2 separate regions of the Homo sapiens genome follow, and region 1 is linked to region 2. The links are chromatin contacts, found by Hi-C or POLR2A ChIA-PET in ENCODE. All regions are on one chromosome and are shown on one strand. The core of a region is the stretch at or near the end of the contact, and the rest is flanking DNA. Distances in the headings are between cores, read along the strand shown. Region 1 overlaps CAMKK2 (calcium/calmodulin dependent protein kinase kinase 2). Region 2 holds the start of POP5 (POP5 ribonuclease P/MRP subunit).

The links. Hi-C counts contacts between places; a loop is a spot of excess contacts on that map. ChIA-PET counts read pairs that join two places held with the same protein, here RNA polymerase II (POLR2A). Pooled maps may share reads with other maps.
Region 1: a loop to region 2 is called in a pooled map, with 2.0 times the contacts of the local background. The contact joins the enhancer-like site here to the promoter of POP5 in region 2. A Hi-C loop is called at or near these places in 4 of 50 pooled maps. POLR2A ChIA-PET finds 5 or more read pairs at or near these places in 2 of 52 experiments (H1 and RWPE1).

The regions. Positions count from the first base shown.
Region 1 is chr12:121,255,000-121,261,084 of GRCh38, reverse strand. It overlaps CAMKK2 (calcium/calmodulin dependent protein kinase kinase 2), which reads left to right. Exons shown (of 17, transcript NM_001270485.2): 7 at 730-766; 8 at 5,281-5,302; 9 at 5,447-5,535. Among named protein-coding and RNA genes, the nearest start is that of CAMKK2, 39 kb to the left of the region's middle. RefSeq lists an enhancer at 4,992-5,492. Within about 2 kb of position 3,226, at least 2 of the 41 ENCODE cell types and tissues checked have a DNase peak (open chromatin) inside an H3K27ac peak, as active enhancers do.
Region 2 is chr12:120,576,529-120,582,746 of GRCh38, reverse strand. It overlaps POP5 (POP5 ribonuclease P/MRP subunit), which reads left to right and starts at 1,345. Exons shown (of 5, transcript NM_015918.4): 1 at 1,345-1,404; 2 at 1,490-1,632; 3 at 2,824-2,973; 4 at 3,150-3,233; 5 at 3,335-3,983. The coding sequence starts at 1,385. The coding sequence ends at 3,429. RNF10 (ring finger protein 10) reads right to left here. Exons shown (of 17, transcript NM_014868.5): 17 at 5,159-6,157. The coding sequence ends at 6,081.

The sequences.
Region 1 (6,085 bases), core at 1,977-4,476, 680 kb before region 2:
CATCATTTCCTGTGGGGTTAGGGGCAATGGGGAGGCTTCGTGGAGTCACTTGAGCCCAGATAGGATTTGAATTTTCACCCTGAACACCGTTGTCTCCTAGGAGCTGGGTTGGATTCTTTTTTTTTTTTTTTTGAGACAGAGTCTTGCTCTGTCATCCAGGCTGAAGTGTAATGGCGTGATCGTGGCTCACTGCAACCTCTGCCTCCCAGGTTCAAGCGATTCTCCTGCCTCAGCCTCCTGAGTAGGTGGATTACTCAGGCATGCACCACCACACCGGACTAATTTTGTATTTTTAGTAGAGATGGGGTTTCTCCATGTTGGTCAGGCTGGTATTGAACTCCCGACCTCAGGTGATCCGCCCGCCTCGGCCTCCCAAAGTGCTGGGATTTCAGGCATGAGCCACTGCGCCCAGCCGGAGATAGGCTGGATTCTTATTCAAGCATGAGATATTTCCAGGGGAGTATTTTGGCCCCTCCCTTTTGCGACCTCCTGAGTGTTCAGATCCTCGAGGATCAGACAGAGAGGCATTTATTTTCCGAATAGCCATTAGGATCTCACACTCTGGGGGTTTTCCCTATCTTCCATCTTAACTGGGAAACACGCTGCCAAATGCAGCCCTCCTGTTGGCAAACGCAGCCACGTGGATGCTGCCTCCTCCCTGCTCATATCTATTCTCTCTTTTTCTCCCCCGCCATCCGTCTCCTGCCTATTCCATGTGGCTGTGCCAAGGTCCTGGATGACCCCAATGAGGACCATCTGTACATGGGTAAGGAAGCCCTTTTCTTCTGCCACCCTCACCCAGGCACCACACCTGCCAATGCCCAGGGGTCCTCTCGAGGCAGCCTGTGCCCTGGCACCTTCCACCAAAGACAGCTTTCCCTTTCCTGGTCCAGCTGGCCCCACCGGAGGCCACACCCCTGGTTGGGATCAGCAGGTGGAAGGGAGTTCTTGCTGGAACTTTATCTGATCCTATTCATTCATTTGCATGTATTTATTTTTTTTGAGTCAGGGTCTTGCTCCGTTGCCCAGGCTTACAGTTCAGTGGTGTGACCACAGCTCACTGCAGCCTTGATCTCCCAGGCTCAAGTGATCCTCCCACCTCAGCCTCCTGAGTAGCTGGATTATAGGCATGGGCCACCATACCCAGCTAATTTTTAAAATTTTTCTAGAGACAAAGTGTCACTATGTTGTCCAGCCTGGCCTCAAATGCCTGGGCCCAAGAGATCCTCCTGCATTGGCCTCCCAAAGCATGTATATATTGACAACCTCCTATATGGTGGGCACTGTTCTAGGTGGTACACAGAAAAAAGGTAGAAAAACAATTTTATATTTAATTTAACATTGTATAGGAAAAACTATAACCAGCACCCCAAACTCATAGTTTCATGGATATTATCATCTAGGACAAGGCTAAAAAATTAAAAACTGAGTCAATTTAAAGAAAAACATTCAATAAATAATTGATGTGGCATATAGGTATGGCCAGATTATAAACATAGTAGGCAAATAAATGAAGTTTGGGGAGATACAGCAGAAATCACAATATGCCAAAAGTCATTTTAGCCCAGAATGGCATTCTTAGCGTAATTCTCTCACTTGGGACCCCAGATCCAGGTCAGAATGGCTTTGAGCTCTTTCTGAGGCGTGCCTTTGTTCATTCAACAAATGTTACAATTTGTCAGACCCTGCTGTAGGTTCATCAGGGACAACATTCAAAAACCCCTGTCCTTGGGGAGCGCACCTGAGTGTGATGCGTGGGTTTTGAAAGCGACAACACCGTAACAAAACAAAAACCCCGAGCAGGACACGAGGGGCTGCTAGTTTTGGGTTGGGGGATGGAGAAATACAGTGGCTCCCCAGGGAATGTCTCACCAAGGTGACATTTGGGCAGAACAGCAGGGACCAGGTGGCAGAAGGTATTTTACAACATTGTAAAGAACTTGGATCGGGCACAGTGGCTCACCCCTGTAATCCCAGCGCTTTGGGAGTCCGAGCGGGTGGATCACCTGAGCTCAGGAGTTTGAGACCAGCCTGGGCAGCATAGCGAAACCCCGTCTCTACTAAAAATACAAAAATTAGCTGGGCATGGGGGTGTGCACCTATAATCTTGGCTACTCGGGAGGCTGAGGCACGAGAATCACTTGAACCTGAGAGGCGGAGGTTGCAGTGAGCCAAGATGGCGCCACTGCATTCCAGCCTGGGCAACAAAGTGAGACTGTCTCAAAAAAAAAAAAAAAAAAAATTGGCTTTGACTCTGAGAGTGATGGAAGCCATTGGGGGGTTTGAGCTGACGGGTGGAATGAGAATAAAGAGAACATGGTCCAAGCCTCAAAGAAGAGTTTCGTGATCTGCTTGAGCTGGGCAGCTGCAGGGATAGTTTTTCACAACTCGAGGTGGCAGTTGCAGAAAGCCATGCTAATTTGGGGTATGTGATTCCAGTGGTTTTGAAAATCCTGACACGGTTATATTTTACTTTCCAGCCACAGCCGTGTGAGACTGAGACAGACAGGGCAGTGCATGAGGCCGGGTAGTAGGTATCAGAAAGGGTCTGCAGCTACAGGCCTGACATGCAAAGGGCAGAAAACTCAGTCCAGGTGCGGTGGCTCATGCCTGTAACCCCAGCACTTGGGAGGCTGAGGTGGGAGGATTGCTTGAGGCCAGGAGTTTGAGGCTGCAGTGAGCTATGATTGTGCCACTGCACTCTAGCCTGGGCGACAGAGTAAGACCCTGTCTCAATAAAACAAAAAAAGGTGGAGGAGGGGGCTGGGTGTGGTGGCTCATGCCTGTAATCTCAGCACTTTGGGAGGCCAAGGCAGGTGGATCCCCTGAGGTCAGGAGTTCGAGACCAACCTAACCAACATGGTGAAACCATGTTTCTGCTAAAAATACAAAATTAGCCAGATGTGGTGGCACATGCCTGTAATCTCAGCTACTTGGGAGGGTGAAGCAGGAGAATCACTTCAACCTGGGAAGCGGAGGTTGCAGTGAACCGAGATCGTGCCATTGCACTCCAGTCTGGGTGACAGAGCTAGACTTTGTCTCAAAAAAAAAAAAAAAAAAAAGTAGAAAACTCGATCTCTATTTCTAGAGGTTAAAAAATTCCCACCCACTGCTCAGCCCCAAAAGTGGTTGAACTGTTAGCGACTGAAAATAGACCTGTTTCAACAGGCCACCCTCCCTCATGCCACCTGATTTATGGTGCTTGGGTGGGTGGGAGGATGGTGCAGAAATTCATGAAGCTTGCAAGTGAAGACTTAAATAACCAAGGCAGGAAAGGCCAGAGCTGAGGGGGCCAGCGCTGGGTTGTCTGTAGAAGCTGTACCTTAGCAGCATTGCCTTTGTTTTTAACTACAGCCTGAAGCAATAGCAAATCTGCCCTAACTCACACTGGTTGATGAAACTGAAGATGGGGAAGGCCTGGGAGAGTTCAGTTCTTTTCCTGATCAGAACCTTTAAGCCTTCTTTTTGTCTGAGTAGCTTCCCTGTTCCCCTTGGCCACCTCAGCCCTTGGAGAGCTTTGAAACAACCCTTTGGTTTCATTTTTAAAAAATTTTTTTGCCTGTAACCCCAGCACTTTGGGAGGCCGAGGTGGGTGGATCACCTGATGTCAGAAGTTCGAGACCAGCCTGACCAATACGGTGAAACCCCATCTTTACTAAAAATACAAAAAATTAGCCGGGTGTGGTGGCAGGTGCCTGTAGTCCCAGCTACTCGGGAGGCTGAGGCAGAAGAATCGCTTGAACCCAGGAGGCAGAGGTTGCAGTGAGCCAAGATCGTGCCACTGCACTCCAGCCTGGGCAACAGAGCAAGACTCCATTTCAAAAAAAAAAAAAAAGTTTTTTTAATTTTTGTGGGTACATGGTAGGTGGATATAGTCATAGGTTACATGAGATGTTTTAATACCGGCATGCAGTGCATAATAATCCCATCATGGAAAATGGGGTATCCCCTCTGGTTTCTATTACATGCTCATCTCATTGTGGGTGTATGATTCCAGAACAACAAGCAACCCCAGAGTCATCCTCCACTGGATTTTGAAATCGACTGTGCTCTTTTTTTTTTTAACTTCCTAAAGTACAGCCTTGTATTCCAATTTATGCTTGTCATAGCAGAATCAAATTAAATAACTATACCACGTGACCCAGAAATTCCACTCCTAGGTATATACCCAAAAGAACCAAAAACAGATATCCACACATGAACATATCCATGTACACGAACGTTCATTGCAGCACTTCCCAACAGCCAAAGAGTAGAAACAGTCCATATGCCCCTCAACAGATGAATGGACAAAGAAAATGTGGTCTATCCATACAATGGAATATTATTCAGCCATTAAAGGGAATGAAGCACTGATCCATGCACCAGTGTGGATGAACCTTAAAAACGTGCTAATGATGCTAAGTGAAAGAAGCCAGACACAAAAGGCCACATAGTGTACAATTCCATTTATATGAAATGTCCAGAACAGGCAAATCTATAGAGACAGGAAACAGATTGGTGGTGGCCAGGGGATTGAGGGAGGGAAGAATAGGGAGTGACTGCTAATGGGTATGAGGTTTTCTTTTGAGGTGATGAGAATGTTCTGGAACTAGATAGTTGTGATGATTGCCCAAAATTGTGAATATACTAAATGCCACTCAATTGCACGCTTTAAAATGGGTAATTTTATGTTACGTAAATTTCATCTCAAAGAAATTTTTTTTTTGGGACATTCTTGCTCTGTTGCCCAGGCTAGAGTGCAGGGGTGCAATCTTGGCTCACTGCAACCTCCGCTGTCCAGGTTCAAGTGATTCTTGTGCCTCAGCCTCCCAAGTAGCTGGGATTACAGGCACCTGCCACCACGCCCGGCTGATTTTTGTATTTTTAGTAGAGATAGGGTTTTGCCACGTTGGCCAGGCTGGTCTCGAGCTCTTGACCTCAGGTGATTCGCCCACCTCGGCCTCCCAGAGTGTTGGGATTACACTGGCGTGAGCCACCGTGCCCAGCCCCCTGCCGTGTTTTCTTTGACCAGTGGATCCTGGGCCAATTTGAGCACTAGAAGTCAAGCCAGACTGTGGGCCTGGGGACGTCAGAAATCCCTGGTTCTTTGCCTTCTGATGGAAATTTAGCAAAGCAGGACCTTGGCCAGCTTGGTTCAGTGGACTGTTCCTCTCCCCAGCTCTAATACTAGTTTCTGTCTTTCTTGGTGTTTCTGGAGGTGGTTGGGAGGTGGGGAGGACAGAGAGAGATGGATGTTCAGTTTCCCATGTAACAGTTTCACCCTTTTCTTCCCTACAGTGTTCGAACTGGTCAACCAAGGGTGAGTGTCCCAGCTCCCAGCAGGGGTGATGCAAGAAGCTTCTGTAGCTGCATAGCTGAGTGAGGTGCCACTGGGCTCTGCTCATGAGAGAGGGCAAGGGCTGGCGGGTCTGCTTTGTGTTTCACATGAGTGTCGACCTTTCAGGCCCGTGATGGAAGTGCCCACCCTCAAACCACTCTCTGAAGACCAGGCCCGTTTCTACTTCCAGGATCTGATCAAAGGCATCGAGTACTGTGAGCAGGGCCTGCGGGAGGGCTCTCACCCAGTGGGTAGTTAGCATTCTGAGCGTGGGTGCAAAGTGGAAAGTGTCTTATTTTCTTCCTGGAGCACAGGGAGGTGGGCGGGTGGATTGGGGTCCTCTAGAGGGACAGAACTAATAGGAGATACATATATATATATAAAATTATATATATAAAATTATATATATAATTATATATATAAAATTATATATAATTATATATATATAAAATTATATATAAAATTATATATATAATTATATATATAATTATATATATATAAAATTATATATATAATTATATATATATAAAATTATATATATATAAAATTATATATATAATTATATATATAAAGGGGAGTTTATTAAGTATTAACTTACACGATCACAAGGTCCCACAATATAGTCTGTCTGCAAGCTTGAGGAGCAAGGAGAGCCCATCTAACTCTCAAAACTAAAGAACGTGGAGTCTGACGTTTGAGGGCAGGAAGCATCCAGATAGGAAAAAAACATAGGCTGGGAGGCTAGGCCAGTCTCACCTTTCACGT
Region 2 (6,218 bases), core at 96-2,595:
CTGAGGCAGGAGAATCGCTTGAACTCAGGAGGCAGAGGTTGCAGCCAGCCTCCTGGCTGCATTTATATAAAGTTTAAGAACAGGCAAAATTAATCTAGCAGGGTAGAAGTGGTAATAGTGGCTGATAGCAGTAAGCAATTTGACTGGAAGAGGGCTCAGGGAACCTTCTGGGATACTGGAAATGCTCTTTATTTTAATCTTGGAGGTGGTTATAGAAGTCTATCCATATGTAAAAATTCATTGAGATGAATACACTTAAGAATATGTACTTTATGTAATACCCCATAAGACATTTTTTTTAAAATACTTAAAAATAAAAGAAAAAACATAATTTAACAGAGGGCATAGTTCTCAAGCTGTTTTCTCTGTCTCAGGACCCCTTTACACACGTTACTGAGGGTGCCCAAGAGCTTTTAGTTTTGTGGGTTATATTTACTATGGACATTAAAGTTGAGAAACGTTTAAAAAACAATACACAATTCCTAGAGCAGTGACGTCATCACGTCAAGCAGCCTCTGGAAAACTTGACTGTTCACTCAGAGAGAATGAAAAAGACAAGTAACATCTTAGCATTATTATGAAAGTAATTTTGACTTCGGGGACTCCCAAATCGAGTGAATTTAGGAAATCTCAGTGGTCCCCAGACGGCACTTTGAGAACCACTGGCGCAGGGAGAAAATGACAGAAGAAAACACACTACACGACAACAGTTATTCTCTCTCAGTGCTGGGATTATAATTTATTTGCTTCTTTGTGCTTTTCTGTCAAAAAAAAAAGGTAAACGGAAATGGAAAATACAATGACCACGTATTGTTTCTGCGAGCAAAAAACGAGACGGCACACTCGCCTCCCTAAGATTGCTGAAAGGCCCAAACAGCAATAGCATATTTAGCTGTATGGAAGAATTAAACTGAGCTCAAACCTGAAAATAAAAGTCCGATTTCCCGTTTGTCAATGCCTGGGCTGTGAGGTGCAGGGTCTTGCCCTCAAAAGCTCCACCGTTCACCTTGGGGAGAGAATATACTCGCATACATAACTGTGGTGCAAGGTTCCCAGGGCCCCAAGGGTAGCGGCTACATCCTACACACTATTGTAAACTTCAGTGTGCAACAGAACCATCCATTACAGCTGCAAGGCGCTCCATCCCGGGGTTCAGCCCTCAAACTAGTCAGTGACCCTCCGCAGGACGCATGCGCGCTTACAAACGCAGTTGGGCGGGGCTTGAGAGAGCTGACAGACTTCGGCCTCTCAACTTTCTAGCTCCGCCCTAATATCCTGTCTCCTTCTCTGAATGGCTGAAAGGCTGCGGAAGCAAGCTTCCCATTGGCAGCGGACAGAATTCACATCCGGTTTGCACGCCGGACCGGAGAGCGCGGAGGCAGCCATGGTGCGGTTCAAGCACAGGTAAGCATTCCCTTCCAGACCCTCCCAGTGCCTTGCTGGGTCCTCGCGGCCCCGCTAGTGTCCACCTTCCTCTCGCCTGCCGCAGGTACCTGCTCTGCGAACTGGTGTCTGACGACCCCCGCTGCCGCCTAAGCCTCGATGACCGAGTTCTGAGCAGCCTCGTACGGGACACGATCGCCAGGGTGCACGGAACTTTCGGCGCAGCCGCCTGCTCCATCGGCTTCGCGGGTGCAAGGGCGCTGGGGGAAGAGGGGAACCCGGGAGGATGGCGGGATGTGGAGGGGGCAGGCGCCGGAGGAAGAAAGAAGGGGCACGAGTGGCCAAGCCCGTGCACCGTTTTTTGTAAGGTATCTCTTTAAGCGCCTGGGACCCCAAGCGAGAGTCCGAAATTAGCAGAGCGCTAAAAGGAGGGGCCCGAAGGCAGTGGGGCTTTGAGCTAGAAGCCTCTTTTTACCTGCTTGACAGGTAATTTCTGTAATTGGTTGTGATTGAATTTGATAGGGTAGAGAATTAAATGAGGGAAGCTGTGTATACTTCCTAGTAAGAGCTATTATATGACCGATTACATTAACATCATATGGAAAAAAATTGTCAAAAGTACTCCGGGAAAGCCCTTAAATAGTTGGTAAAGTACAGAACACATGATTGTCAATATATGTAAATACAGGATGAGCTAGGACAGAGGGGCCCTTCTTTCACACCACTTAAATTAGTTCCCACTTTAACCTTGTTTGAGATTGACTTCTGGAGAGTTAAATGCAGATAGACTTAACTCTCCTAAGTCAGGTGAGACTGAGAGCTGACTGCTACAATAATTACGGAGCCCAAATGCAGTAAAACAGCCTGTTTTTCAGGCAAGGGTTTTGTGGGGGTTTTTCCTAAATTAAAACGGATCGCCTCCTACCTGCTCCTATTTATTGAATTAACTAGTGAATTAGAAAGCATTTTCAATTCTAAATTCATTCACCAGTTCTGAGTGGTGTGCAACACAGTGGGTGTTTTGGCTTTTCTCTTTTACTCGCTGATAGATCTACGTGCCACTTGCCTACAACATACTTTTGGCACATAGTAGGCTCTGTTACTCCAAAGTTTTCCTTTTTTCGAGACAGTCTGGCTGTTGCCCAGGCTGCTGGAGTGCAGCAGCGAGATCGGGGGTCATTGCTGCCTCTGCCTCCTGGGTTCAGGCGATTCTCATGCCTCAGCCTCCTGAGTGGCTGGAATTACAGGTGCGCACCACCACACCCAGCTAATTTTTGTATTTTTAGTAGAGACGGGGTTTCATCATGTTGGCCAGGCTGGCCTCGAACTCCTGACTTAAAGTGATCTGCCCGCCTCAGCCTCCCAAAGTGCTGGGATTACAGGCGTGAGCCACCACACAGAGCAAAAGTTTTCCAAAATGATTTTTCTTTCCTGTTGTAGTTCGATATCTCAATGCCTATACTGGAATAGTGCTACTTCGATGCAGAAAAGAATTCTATCAGCTTGTGTGGTCAGCTCTTCCCTTCATCACATACTTGGAGAACAAAGGACACCGTTACCCATGCTTTTTCAACACATTACATGTGGGAGGTAGGAGTGAGGTGGTATGGCTACTGATTTTCAATTGGTGACACGTTCACAGTTCAGTCTAAACTGGTGGGTGGGTCTTGCTGCTGTCCCGCTAACAAGACACTTCCCCCTACCTCTGAAAGTCTGTAAGGTCGAGATCTTTCACAAGCTGTTGACCACAGTAACTCATATGCCAGGTACAATAAGAACATGTCAGAAGTTCCTAATTCAGTACAACAGGAGACAGCTGTTGATCTTGTTGCAGAACTGCACTGATGAAGGTAAGCAACACTAGCCCAGTGCCCACTGAGCAGTGACTGACCTTAAGCTGAAGAAATCACTCCCAAAGATATCTTTCATCCCTGTTATCTGCCTTCTCCAGGAGAGCGGGAAGCTATCCAGAAGTCTGTGACAAGAAGCTGCTTATTAGAGGAGGAGGAGGAGTCAGGTGAGGAGGCTGCAGAAGCAATGGAGTGAACCTCTGCTCCCCACACAGCTGGCTACACTGCTCAGGCTTCAGGCCCACTTGTTGAACAGAACAATCTGGGTAGCAACAGCATCTTCCACAGTTTTCCAAACTGGATAGCTGCCAACCAGCAGACATTACCCACTTGAAATGGAGTACTCAGTTAAACTGAAGTTGCCTTTACCTAGCATTCCCTGGTGAAGTGTTGCAGGTTGTGAACTCTGTAGACATCTTTATTGCTTGGCTAAGAGTAGATTTAATAAATGTATCTGGTTTCCGTGGCATTTAGCATACTTATATTACAGAAAGGGCTTATGGAGTCCATGCTTGGCCAAGTCTCTGTTCTCTCTCTATCCCTAGCCTTGGTGGGAAGACTGACTCCCTATGTGGTACTAGTTAAACTTTTTTTTTTGAGACAGTCTCAGTCTATCACCCAGGCTGGAGTGTAGTGGCCCAGTATCGGCTCACTGCAACCTCCGCCTCCTGGGTTCAAGCAATTCTCCCACCTCAGCCTTCCAAGTAACTGGGATTACAGACGTGCACCACCACGTCTGGCTAATTTTTGTATTTTTAGTAGAGACGGGGTTTTGCCATGTTGGCCAGGCTGCTGTTGAACTCCTGGCCTCAAGTGATCGGCCTACCTTGGCCTCCAAAAGTGCTGGGATTAAAGGGTGAGCCACTGTGCCTGGCCTAAATTTTCAATACTTAGCCTTCTACCTGAAGCTTTGTACCCCCGGCCCCATGATGGGCCCTAAGCAAGCCAAGTCATTTGGAATAGAAATATTAGTTGAGACACAGCAACTGAACTGGCAGAGATCTACAGCCCATCTCAGTACTGAACCACAGGGTCTTACAGATACCAGATTCCTTGCCAATAGTTAATCAGGTAACTTAAAAAATACAACTTTGGGCCGGGCGCAGTGGCTCACACCTGTAATCCCAGCACTTTGGGAGGCTGAGGCGGCCAGATCACAAGGTCAGGAGATCAAGACCATCCCGTCTAACGCAGTGAAACCCTGTCTCCACTAAAAATACAAAAAATTAGCTGGGCATGGTGGTGGGTGCCTGTAATCTCAGGTACTCAGGAGGCTGAGGCAGGAGAATGGCGTGAACCCGGGAGGCAGAGCTTGCAGTGAGCTGAGATCCCACTACTGTACTGCAGCCTGGGCTAGAGCGAGACTCTGTCTCAAACAAAAAATGCAACCTTTGCAGTTGGGGGGGGCGCGGGTGCTGGCCTCATCTGACATCATTACTGCATGGTCATGTAGCAGCTGTCCACTTAAGGAACTTAAGGTAGTTTTTGTAGTTCCGCTCTTATTGCGCCTGAATACAAGGCGCCCTGAAGACAAGTCAGACTGCCATACTCACAGGAAGTAGGAATGGCGGGAGACTTGTGATCCAGGTTTGATCTGCTACCTACTGACATTTCTGGGATCTGTTTTCTCCATAATACAATGGATGAGACTGAAAGTACCATACACATTTAACAGAAACACTGGTGATTCTGGCTTCAACATGCCCCCTCATCTGGAGGCCAGAACACCCTCATCCATCCAGGAAATTTCCTGATAGGATTTCTTTTAAAATGGCAGGTTAAAGCTAAGCCCAGCTCTAGAACCATTTAAACCTGACACCAGAAAAGACAGCCTACAATATCATAGTAGCTGTCACGTTAACCTATTCAAGAAATAACTTGTCTAGCTTACCTGTAATGAACTTAAAAAAACAAAAAGCTCACAATGCTTGTGCAGGTGATTTATTGCAACTATTTGCCTTCGCATTCTAATGCACCTAGAGGTCACTTTATTAAGCAGCAAAAGAATTCACATCAAATTCAGCTCAAACCAAGGCATAAGAAAACTGCTCTAGATGAGAGGGAGATGGTGGCAATGCTACCGCTTCAGATGGCCCTGCTCTCCTGCAGCTGTACCAGACTCCTCCTCCTATGACTCAAGCCAGTCACTGAAAACAAGCTCGATCTTAGGGGTAGCAGGTCTCAGGGCTTCGTGAGTTACAGCTTTCCTTACCAACTCAAGCCATGCTCAAGAAGAGGCAAAACCCTCCTTTCACACATGCAAGTGCCAAGGACAGCCTACTCCATTAAGCTGGCACCACAGCCTGGCCATGTGTCAGAAAAAAAAAAACTGCAATTCAAACTGGGTGTCCTAAATCCATTTTATTCCCACCCCTGTTTCTTTAACAAGGAGAACTAAATAGGTAGTAAAGATTCAGCTGTTTTTTAAAAGACAAACTGAGAGGTGTACTGAGTCCAGGAAGCCCTGACATGATGCTACAGCAGAGCAGTGTGTGCCATTCTGGGTTGGACTGCTCTAATGCATCTCAAAGGGGACTCAATCTTACTTTGGGTTGAGAAAAATTAATTACACATGGGTCAAAAAGACTAAACTGGCAATGAACTAAAAACCTTGGCAGGAAGAGATCTCTTGTGTCAATACTTTATTTTGGTGTAAAGACAGGAAGCTGGAAAATACACTGTATTTAAAATTTTCTTGGTTCCCCCTCACATTGTGGAAACCCCCTCCCCCCAGAGCTAATCTGTTCAAACTCAAATACTTAAAAATTACAGCAGCCAAACAAAAGCATGGGGGAAAAAAAAACAAAAACAAAAACCAGATGGAGAAGGTAGCCTGGGCCAGTAGTGTCACTTGGTGTGGACGACTGAGGTGCTGAACAGGAGCTTCTGTTTCTGTTTTTTTCTTTTCTTTCCTCCTTTCTCTTCTAAAGGGAGACACAGAAAGACAGCTTAACTTAAAATGCCATCCCTTGTCCCCTGGCCAGT